Regions from separate parts of the Homo sapiens genome. Here regions 1 and 2 are each linked to region 3. The links are chromatin contacts, found by Hi-C or POLR2A ChIA-PET in ENCODE. All regions are on one chromosome and are shown on one strand. The core of a region is the stretch at or near the end of the contact, and the rest is flanking DNA. Distances in the headings are between cores, read along the strand shown.

Region 1 (3,070 bases), core at 147-2,646, 500 kb after region 3:
GTTTTAACGGCACAATATCCCATAGCATACACAAAATCTCCTAAGGCGTACATTATGGTAAAGTTTCTGACTGCTTGTGAACTATATTTAGCCCTTTCTGCCAGCTCTCTCCGTAGTCTCCCACCCCCAAAAGGTATAACTGGAATAGGCCTCAGGGAGCACCTGTGGCCTGAAAAGGCTGTGACCAATCCTCAGAGCTTTACCGGCTGCAATCTACAAGTAGGCTCGACCATTCTATTTTGGATCAAGGAGACTCTGCCAACCCCCAAGTGACCGCAAGTGGACAAGATCAATTTGGGAGAAAACGCTGTGAGGGTTTTTTCGCCAAGCCAGCAGCCCCCACCGCCACACTCCGAAAAGGGTGAAGATTTGGTTACCATCCAGGCGGCGAAAGAATACGGCCGGGCTGTCTGGGGGCTCACGACTGCCTGTCGGCCGGCGATCCCGCAGCCTGGGCCGGGCTGTGGTGTCGGGAGCACGCGAAGAGGCAGGGATCCCCGGGGCATGCGGAGAGGGAACCAGAACGAGGTTAGGAGCCTGCAGGTGTCGCCCAGGGAGGGGACGAGGTCGCCCAGGGCTGGCACGGCCGAGTGAGACCGAGAGTGTGGCTCTGGACTCGGACAGACCGGTCACACTCTCGGGTTGTGACCTTGAGCACACGACTTGACCGCTGTGCGCCTTAGTTTCCTCCTCTCTAAAATGGGGGTCGTTCAAGCGGAAAACGCGCCTCGGAGCGCTTGGCACGGCGCCTGGCGCATAGTAAGCGCTCCCTCCATGTGAGCGCTCTGGCTCCTTTCGCCGCCGGGAGGAACTGGGGAAGCCCCGCGCGGGGAGTCCCCGGGAGGCGGATCCGAGGCTGGGGCAAGGGAACCGGGTCGGGGACTCACCGAGCACGTCCGCGGAACGGTGCCGGGCCACGAAGCACGCGTCGTCCCCGTAGCACGCGCCCTTCTTGAGGAGGCCCTTACGGAAGTCCTTCCCGAAGCCGCAGCCGGCCGTCACCAGTCCGTAGTCGCCGCCGCCGCCGCCGCCGGCCCTGGGGTCGGTCTGCGAGAGGCCGCCGAGCACGGCGCGGGCCACCAGCCGCCCGTACGAGAGGACCGAGAACATCGCCGCCGCCGCCCCCCCGAGGAGGCGGGGGGCCGGGGGAGCAGGAGGACGCGGAGGCCCGGAGCCGGCTCTCTCCTCAGCCGCAGTCGCGCCGCCGCTGGGGCGCTCCTCAGGGCGGCGCGCAGTGGCCGCCGCCGCCCCTGCCCGACGCGCGGGGCCTCGCACGCGCTCAGCCGCGCGCACCGGAGCCAGAGCGAGGTCAGAAGCGGCGGCTCCTCCGCCTCAGCCCAACTGAAGTCCCGGCTGCAGCGGCCGCCGCCGCCGCCGCCATCTTCCGCTCCACTAGCGTGTTCCGGGCGGTGCCGGCAGCACCGCCCCCTCCCTGGCCCTGCCCCTAGCCCCGCCCCGATTCACCGCTCAGGCCCAAGCCCAGCCCCTTGGGCTCGCTGCCTTATGCAGTCACCAAGGTTGAACATGCGCAGAGGGTGCGGACGCAGTGTCTCTTGGGAATTATAGTCCCGGAGTCGTAGTCACTTTTGACTTGGCTGCCAAAGATTTAGGACCTAGGGGGATTCCTCAGACGCGGGACCTATGTTAAGTTAGTAGGAATTGCAGGTGGGCCACGTGAGGGTTTTCTACCCTGTTTTAACCGTATCTTTTAAAGCCTGTTTTAAATAAATAACGCCACCATTCCTTTAAACAAAAACCTGCAAGAAACCAGAATGGAGTCACATAATGAGAAACAGAGGTACACAGATCTAGTGACACCTCCCCAAGTAATATACTGGAAGGATTTAGGGCGGCAAACTGTTTGGAAAGAAGAGACTTTTTGTAGTCTTTTAGGAAAAATTGAGAAAATGTTATGTGTCCCTATCAGAGTGGGAGGGGACACAGATGGTGTCATGTCCCTTTTGCTAACTGGCCTCTAGCCATGCTCACAGCTGTCTCAAGACCTTTGCCCTTGCTTTCGCTTCTACCCTTTGGAATGTAATTCGTTTACCTGAGGGTCCTGTGTTTTCTGTTGCTGTATCCCCAGAACACGTGAGCACCCAGTAAATATGTGAATGAATGAAAGAATGAATGAATATTTCACTAGATTCTAAGTTTCCCAAGGACAAGGATCATTTGCTGCTCAATTATTAGAATCTAAAGCAATGCCTGGCACACAGTAGGAGAGTGTGTAAATGTCTGTGGAATAAAAGAAGGAATAATGGGCTGGGCGTGGTGGCTCACACCTGTAATCCCAGCACTTTGGAAGGCCGAGGTGGGCAGATCACTTGAGGTCAGGAGTTCAACACCAGCCTGGCCAACATGGTCTCTACTGAAAATACAAAAAAAAATTAGCTGGGCTTGGTGACAAACGATTGTAATGCCAGCTACTCAGGAGGCTGAGACAGGAGAATCGCTTGAACCTGGGAGGCAGAGGTTGCAGTGAGCCGAGACAGCGCCACTGCATTCCAGCCTGGGAGACAGAGCTGGACTCCATCTCAAAAAAAAAAAAAGGAAGGAGTAATGGAATAAGAACACAAATGATAAAAGAAAGTCATGTTTGTTGAATACAGGAATGATTGAGTGAATGGGGTTCACAAACAACAGAAAATGAGCTTTGGGGCAAGTAATTCAATTTAGAGTAATTTTTAGTTTGATTGAAACATATATTTCTCAGAAACAGCAGTCTTTTTCTAGTTCACTTTTAACAAGACCATTGTTACTTTGGGGATTCCCACCTCGTTTTTAAATGGTCCTTTTTTATGCTTTCTTAATATATTTAAAATGCTGCCAACTATCAACTCAACACATATTATTCCGTTATCCTAATTACTGTCATCATTAAACACTTTTGCAGTTCACAGTGTGCCAAGTACTGTCTATATATATGTTTCTGTCTTTAAGAGCTTTCATCAAAATTGGACGGAAGAAATGACTTCACGTAGTGGCATTTTGTCAAATATACAGAACCCAGAAAATGTTCATTTACTGGATAAATGGTATAGTAATGACAATAATGCATTCACACCTT
Region 2 (3,461 bases), core at 40-2,539, 300 kb after region 3:
TACAAAGTGACTATTAAAATGCAAAACCCAGGTTGGGCACAGTGGCTCACACCTGTAATTCCAGCACTTTAAGAAGCCGAGGCAGGTGGATCACGAGGTCAGGAGATCGAGACCATCCTGGCTAACACGGTGAAACCTCATCTCTACTGAAAATACAAAAAATTAGCCGGGCATAGTGGCACGCGCCTGTAATCCCAGCTACTTGGGAGGCTGAGGCAGGAGGATCACTTGAACCAGGGAGACAGAGGTTGCAGTGAGCCGAGATCACGCCACTGCACTGCCTGGGTGACAGACTGAGACTCTGTCTCAAAAAAAGAAAATGCAAAACCCAGCTGGGCGTGGTGGCTCACACCTGTAATCCTGGCACTCTGGGTGGCAGAGGCAGGAGGATCACCTGGGCCCAGGAGTTCAAGACCAGCCTGGGCAATATGGTGAGACCCTGTCTCTAAAGAAATTTTAAAATATCAGCCAAGTGGCCAGGTGCAGTGGTTCATGCCTGTAAACCCAGCACTTTGGGAGGCCAAGGAGGGCAGATCACGAGGTCAGGAGTTCGAGACTAGGCTAACAGGTGAAACCCCATCTCTACTAAAAATACAAAAATTAGCTGGGCATGGTGGCGTGTGCCTGTAATCCCAGCTACTCAGGAGGCTGAGGCAGGAGAATCGCTTGAATCAGGGAGGCGGAGGTTGCAGTGAGCCAAGATCGTGCCACTGCACTCTAGCCTTGGCTACAGAGCGAGACTCCGTCTCAAAAAAAAAAAAAAAAAAAAAAAGAAAAAAAAAAGAAAAAAGAAGGGCCAGGCGCGGTGGCTCATGCCTGTAATCCCAGCACTTTGGGAGGCTGAGGCAGGTGGATCACGAGGTCAGGAGTTCAAGACCAGCCTGGCCAAGATGGTGAAACCCCGTCTCTACTAAAAATACAAAAAATTAGCCAGGCACAGTGGCAGGCGCCTGTAATACCAGCTACTCGGGAGGCTGAGGCAGGAGAATTGCTTGAACTCAGAGGGCGGATGTTGCAGTGAGCCGAGATTGCACCACTGCACTCCAGCCTGGGCAACAGAGTAAGACTATGTCTAAAACATAAAATAAAATAAAGTAAAATAAAATAGAAAGAAAAAAAAATTAGCCAAGCACAGTGGCACATGCCTGTGGTCCCAGCTACTCAGGGGGCTAAGGCAGGAGGATTGCTTGAGCCCAGGAGGTCAAGGCTGCAGTGAGCTATGTTTGTGCCACTCCCGCCTGAGTGACAGAGTGAGACCCTGTCTCTAACAACAAAACCAAAACCAAAACCAAAGGAGGCCGGGCACGGTGACTCATGCCTATAATCCCAGCACTTTGGGAGGCCGAGGTGGAAATTCAAGACCAGCCTGGCCAAGATAGTGAAACCCCATCTCTACTAAAAATACAAAAACTAGCCAGGCGTGGTGGCACACACCTGTAATCCCAGCTACTCAAGAGGCTGAGGCAGAAAATTGCTTAAACCAGGAGGTGGAGGTTGCAGTGAGCCGAGATTGCACCACTGCACTCCAGCCTGTGAGACTCTGTCTCACAAAAAAAAAACAAAAAAAAACAAAAAAAACAAAAAACCAAAGGAGCAGAACAACCTACCTCACAATTTGAAAGCCTGCTATTTTCAGGAAGTGCTTGTCCTTCTATCCTGTGGTGTGATACACAGCTACCCTAACCCAACCAGAAAAGGCCCAAAAAAGGCATCAACTAAGGTCTCTCTTCCCAGAGTTCTAGACCATCAGAAATACACTGCTGAAAAGCCAATCAGTCTCAGAAAAAGTTGGCCTATTCCAGAAAAAAGCTTGTAGTTCTATCCAGAATGCAGTTCATTAAAGATCACTGCCTCGGGCTGGGTGCAGTGGCTCAGGCCTGTAATCCCAACACTTAGGGAGACTGAGGCGGGTGGATTACCTAAGGTCAGGAGTTGCAGACCAGCCTGGCTAACATGGTGAAACCCCCGTCTCTTCTAAAAAAATACAAAAATTAGTTGGGTGTGGTGGCGGGCGCCTATAATCCCAGCTACTCGGGAGGCTGAGGTGGGAGAGTCACTTTAACCAGGAGGCGGAGGTTGCAGTGAGCAGAGATTGTGCCACTGCACTCCTGCCTGGGCGACAAGAGTGAAACTCCGTCTCAAACAAACAAATAAAAAATCACTGCCTCTCCGCAGCCCCCGCTTTATTCTCACCCACATTCTATAAAAAGGGACCTATGCTCACTGTTACCCATCTCTTGCCACCATTCTCTTCCATCCCTTGCTATCCCTTCAGATTCCCATGAAAATTCCTCTCAAGCCAAGATTACTGCAATGCTCCTGCTAGCCCCTGGGCCTGGGTCTGAGATTCCAAGCTGCCATTGCCATTCCAAGCTGCCAGCTGTTGCCAGACTAGTATTTCTAAAACATCATTTTCATCATGGGTGCAGGCAGCTTGGAGAAGAGGAATAAGCACTTGAGGTGAGGGGAGATCTTGTGCAAACAAATCCATCCTTCTAGATCTGCTTCCTCATCTAAACGCTTGGGATGGCCCCTTCCCAGCTCCATCATTCCCCTGGCTTAAGAGCTCATAAGACTGTTTATTGTCACAAGGCCCTGTTTTTCTGATGGCCTTTTTTGGACCTTTACAAATAGACAGCATATCTATCTGACCTTATTTCCCACTATTCCTGAGAACTCACTGCCAGTGTCCTAACTGCCATCTGTTGGAGGTCCCTGTGAAGATTACCCTTCACCTGCAATCTTTTTCAAGATCAGTGATTTTTCTGTTGTTCACGCCTAATTACTGCCTTTAATCACCTTATCCCTTTCTTATTCCTTTTTAATTATACTAAGGACATGGCAAAACAAAATTCCCTAAAAGGATATTATGGTTTTAGGGATGCCATCCAAATTCTCAGTCAGGCACACCATAAATTTATAAGTCATAAGGAGGAGCTATGACCCCCTCAAAAGAAAAAAAGCCAAATAATGATCTGTGGGGAGAAGACACTTGAATTCAAGCAAAAACAGCTGCTCAAATGGTATTACCTAAGCGTTAGAGACATGTGTCATGACCTAAAAAAAGTAAAAGACTAGTATAAGTTTTATACACCATTTCTATGAAACTTGGTATCGAGTATTAATGCTGCATATTCTCCCTATTATCTCTGATCCCCCCCAACAACAGCCACTGTCTTCCTGCCCCAAGAATTACTTACCTTTTATCAGATAAGGATCCAACATCTGTGCCTGTTCAAACTTGAGGACAGAGTTTTTATTGTCTCCAGCTCTGAAGTACAGATCTGCCAAGCTTCCCAATAGGTCCACGTTATCTCGCAATAAGGATTTTTTCTCTAGTGAACTTTAAGATATTTATTAAACATTGAACCTTTAAATCTATTATAAATCCTCTTAGTTGCTGAATCTGGATGATTGGTCATACAGATACTATTTTCTTTTGCATAAATATAAAATTCTTC
Region 3 (3,200 bases), core at 188-2,687:
AGCTAGCACATCTGGAAGGCTATACAAGGTGGTCTCTGGGAAGCGAGCTGAGGCTGGGGGAATTAGTCGGTGTTTGACGATTTATTTATCACCCTGCTTGTATCTGAATTTTTTCTACCATATGCGTTCATTACTTTTTTTTTTTTTGAGACAGTTTCACTCTTGTTGCCCAGGCTGGAGTGCCATGGCGCGATCTAGGCTCACCGCAACCTCTGCCTCCCGGGTTCAAGCGATTCTCCTGCCTCAGACTCCCGAGTAGTTGGGATTACAGGCATGCGCCACCATGCCCGGCTAATTTTTTGTATTTTTAGTAGAGACAGGGTTTCTCCATGTTGGTCAGGCTGGTCTCAAACTCCCGACCTCAGGTAAGCCACTGCACCCGGCCTGCGTTCATTACTTTTTAAATCACTGAACGCTAAATCTGTATCTCCAGACCATATCTGAATTCTGTGCATAGTCTATGAATCTATGAACCTATATAACCCACAGACACTTCAAGTCACATCTTCAAAATGAAACGCTTTCCCACAAAACAGTGCAAGTAAGGACTAATGAGAGGAGAGAGTGGAGACAGGCATGGACTATTTCTTCTATAGTCTTGGCTAGGAGGAAAAAGAGGTAAGAGGCCGGGTGCTGTGGCTCATGCCTGTAATCCCAGCACTTTGGGAGGCCGAGGCGAGTGGATCACCTGAGATCAGGAGTTCAAGAACAGCCTGGCCAACATGGCAAAACCTGTCTCTACTAAAAATACAAAAATTAGCTGGGTGTGATGGCGCCCGCCTGTAACCCCAGCTACTCGGAAGGGTGATAGAAGAATCACTTGAACCTAGGAGGTGAAAGTTGCACTGAGCCGAGATCGCGCCACTGCACTCCAGCCTGGGTGACAGAGCGAGACTCCGTCTAAAAAAATAAAGAAAGAGAGGTAAGAATGGTCTTTAATGGAGTCATGGGAAAATGTGTGTGTGTTGCAAGGATGTAGAGAAGATGGAACCATTTGAGCCATTCAAAGATTTTGATAGACTAAGTGGGATGTTGAGAATGGTGGTCTCTGTTTCTTTGTGAAGTAGGAAGCCACGTGTGAAGAAATGGGGATTGGGGATTGAATGGTGGATTTCTTAGTCATGTGTGTGTATGTGTTTACAATTTACAGAAAATCAGGTGACATTCTTCAGCAGAAAAGGGAGGTTTTTCTGAGGAAACACTTATCTCACAGAGCTCAAGTGCAGGAAATGTGGCCCAACCTCATGAGAACCTATTAATAGAATCAGAAACTAAACTGTCCTGAGCTGAAGTTGCTCTTTCAGTTTGAAACTGCGTGGGCCCGCCTCTGTTTGTCTCTCTGTGCGCCCATTGTGAGTCTCTGTAAACAATGGATTCCTCTGTTTCTCCCAGGGCACGTGGTCCAACACTGCCTTCAAGGTTAGGTGTCCACAGTTCGAGTGCAAGCCCAGATCCACTATCCAGTTCCGGAATTCAAGGGGAATGATTGGCCTAGTTATTTATCCCTAGTCCAATCAGCTATGGCTGTGGGCGGGGCCACAAACAAACATGGCGTCAAGCGCTGACGTCCATGAAGGGAGAAGACAGGGAGAAAGGAGGAAGAAGAAAAGGAAGGAGCGAGAGAGAGAGAGAGAGAAAGAAGAGAGAGAGCTCTCAGAGAATAGAGGCTAGGGGACTGCTGATTAAATACCCCAATTCCCTCAGGTGGGACAGCACTGAGGCAGGTCTAGGCAGTCTCCAGGGGACCCTAGTGGGACAGAGCCCAGATGCCCACAGCGATGACCTGCCCTTCCTTTTTTAATTCCACCCCCCTCCGCTCCCACCCCCGAGATGGAGTCTCGCTCTGTTGCCCCGGTTGCAGTGCAGCGGCGCCACATCGGCTCACTGCAACCTTCCCCTCTCGGGTTCAAACGATTCTTCTGCCTCAGCCTCCCCGAGTAGGTGGGGATTACAGGCGCCCTCCACCACGCCCGGCTAATTTTTGTATTTTTAGTAGAGACAAGGTTTCACTATGTTGGCCAGGCTGGTCACGAACTCCTGACCTCAAGTGATCCAACCACCTCAGCCTCCCAAAGTGCTGGAATTACAGGCGTGAGCCACCATGCCTGGTCGTGACCTGCTCTTTAGTGCTTCCTGTGTCGATTGCCTTCCCTTCCCTGCCTCCCTTCCCCATGCCTCTTCCTGGGTCACCTCCCAACAAACTACATTCACCTGAACCTCGTCCAGCCGTTATGTGCTGGTGTTAAGGAGTCTGTCTGGAATTTTCCCTGAGAGCAATAAGTGGGTTTATAAACAAGGGTGTGGCATGATCTCATTTGCAACTCAGAGCACTCTGGCTGCACCCTGGAAAATGGGCAGAAAGGGCAAGAGTGGAGACAGGGTCCTGCCCAGGGAAAGGGTACAGTGACATGGAGGGGGACTGAAGACAGCTCCTTAAAGGACACCAACATCAAGGAGACTAAGCTGAGGCACTAGGGAGGAGAGGAAGACCAGGAGACAGTGAGTATCCAGAGGCCACGGGATGAACACTTCACAAGTAAGCCGGTGGCCAAGGAGATATTAAGAGCGATGGTAAAGCTGTGAAATTAAAGCCGCTCTAGTAAGGGACCTGACAGATAAATTACTGGAACAGAATGGAGTCAAGTATTAAACACGAAGATAGGTGGAACCCGGGTGTGGTGGCTCACACCTGTAATCCCAGCACTTTGGGCAGCCAAAGCAGCAGGATTGCTTGAGCCCAGGAGTTCAAGATCATCCTGGGCAACAGAGGGAGGCCCTGTCTCTACAAGATATAAAAATAAATCAGCCAGTGGTGGTGCACGCCTGTGGTCTCAACCACTCGGGAGGCTGAGGTGGGAGGATCGCTTGAGCCCGGAAGGTCAAGGCTGCAGTGAGCCATGTTCATGCCACTGCACTCCAGCCTGGGCAACAGAGTGAGACTCTGTATGCAAAAAAAAAAAAAAAAAAAAAAAAAAAAAAGTAGGAACTTAGTGTGTGATAAAAACATTTAAATCAAGGGAGAAATAAATTCCTCCAGATAGGATCTTTAAACAATTGGCTACTCATTTAGGGGAGGTCCGAGGGAGAGGAAAATGTACTCAAACTTTACAGATTTGAAAAGATGTGTAACTTTTCAAAATATAAAGTGATAGAACTGTCATAGGTAAACTGAGTCCTTTCCTTATTTTATATCACTTGCA

The links. A loop is a pair of places that touch in the nucleus more often than their neighbours do. ChIA-PET counts read pairs that join two places held with the same protein, here RNA polymerase II (POLR2A). Pooled maps may share reads with other maps.
Region 1: a loop to region 3 is called in a pooled map, with 6 times the contacts of the local background. The contact joins the promoter of PPTC7 here to the enhancer-like site in region 3. A Hi-C loop is called at or near these places in 7 of 50 pooled maps. POLR2A ChIA-PET finds 5 or more read pairs at or near these places in 2 of 52 experiments (H1 and activated CD8-positive, alpha-beta memory T cell).
Region 2: a loop to region 3 is called in a pooled map, with 2.6 times the contacts of the local background. The contact joins two enhancer-like sites. A Hi-C loop is called at or near these places in 1 of 168 maps with a recorded cell type or tissue (left cardiac atrium) and 4 of 50 pooled maps. POLR2A ChIA-PET finds 5 or more read pairs at or near these places in 6 of 52 experiments (BJ, GM10248, activated B cell and 3 more).

What each region holds. Positions count from the first base shown.
Region 1 is chr12:110,581,922-110,584,991 of GRCh38, forward strand. PPTC7 (protein phosphatase targeting COQ7) reads right to left here and starts at 1,397. Exons shown (of 6, transcript NM_139283.2): 1 at 888-1,397. The coding sequence starts at 1,110. RefSeq lists silencers at 1,030-1,179, 1,220-1,549.
Region 2 is chr12:110,383,127-110,386,587 of GRCh38, forward strand. ANAPC7 (anaphase promoting complex subunit 7) reads right to left here. Exons shown (of 11, transcript NM_016238.3): 6 at 3,201-3,343. Among named protein-coding and RNA genes, the nearest start is that of ANAPC7, 19 kb to the right of the region's middle. RefSeq lists an enhancer at 1,615-1,674. Within about 2 kb of position 1,290, at least 3 of the 41 ENCODE cell types and tissues checked have a DNase peak (open chromatin) inside an H3K27ac peak, as active enhancers do.
Region 3 is chr12:110,078,439-110,081,638 of GRCh38, forward strand. No RefSeq gene overlaps it. Among named protein-coding and RNA genes, the nearest start is that of C12orf76, 32 kb to the left of the region's middle. RefSeq lists a cis regulatory region at 987-1,817 and enhancers at 1,079-1,158, 1,299-1,428. Within about 2 kb of position 1,438, at least 19 of the 41 ENCODE cell types and tissues checked have a DNase peak (open chromatin) inside an H3K27ac peak, as active enhancers do.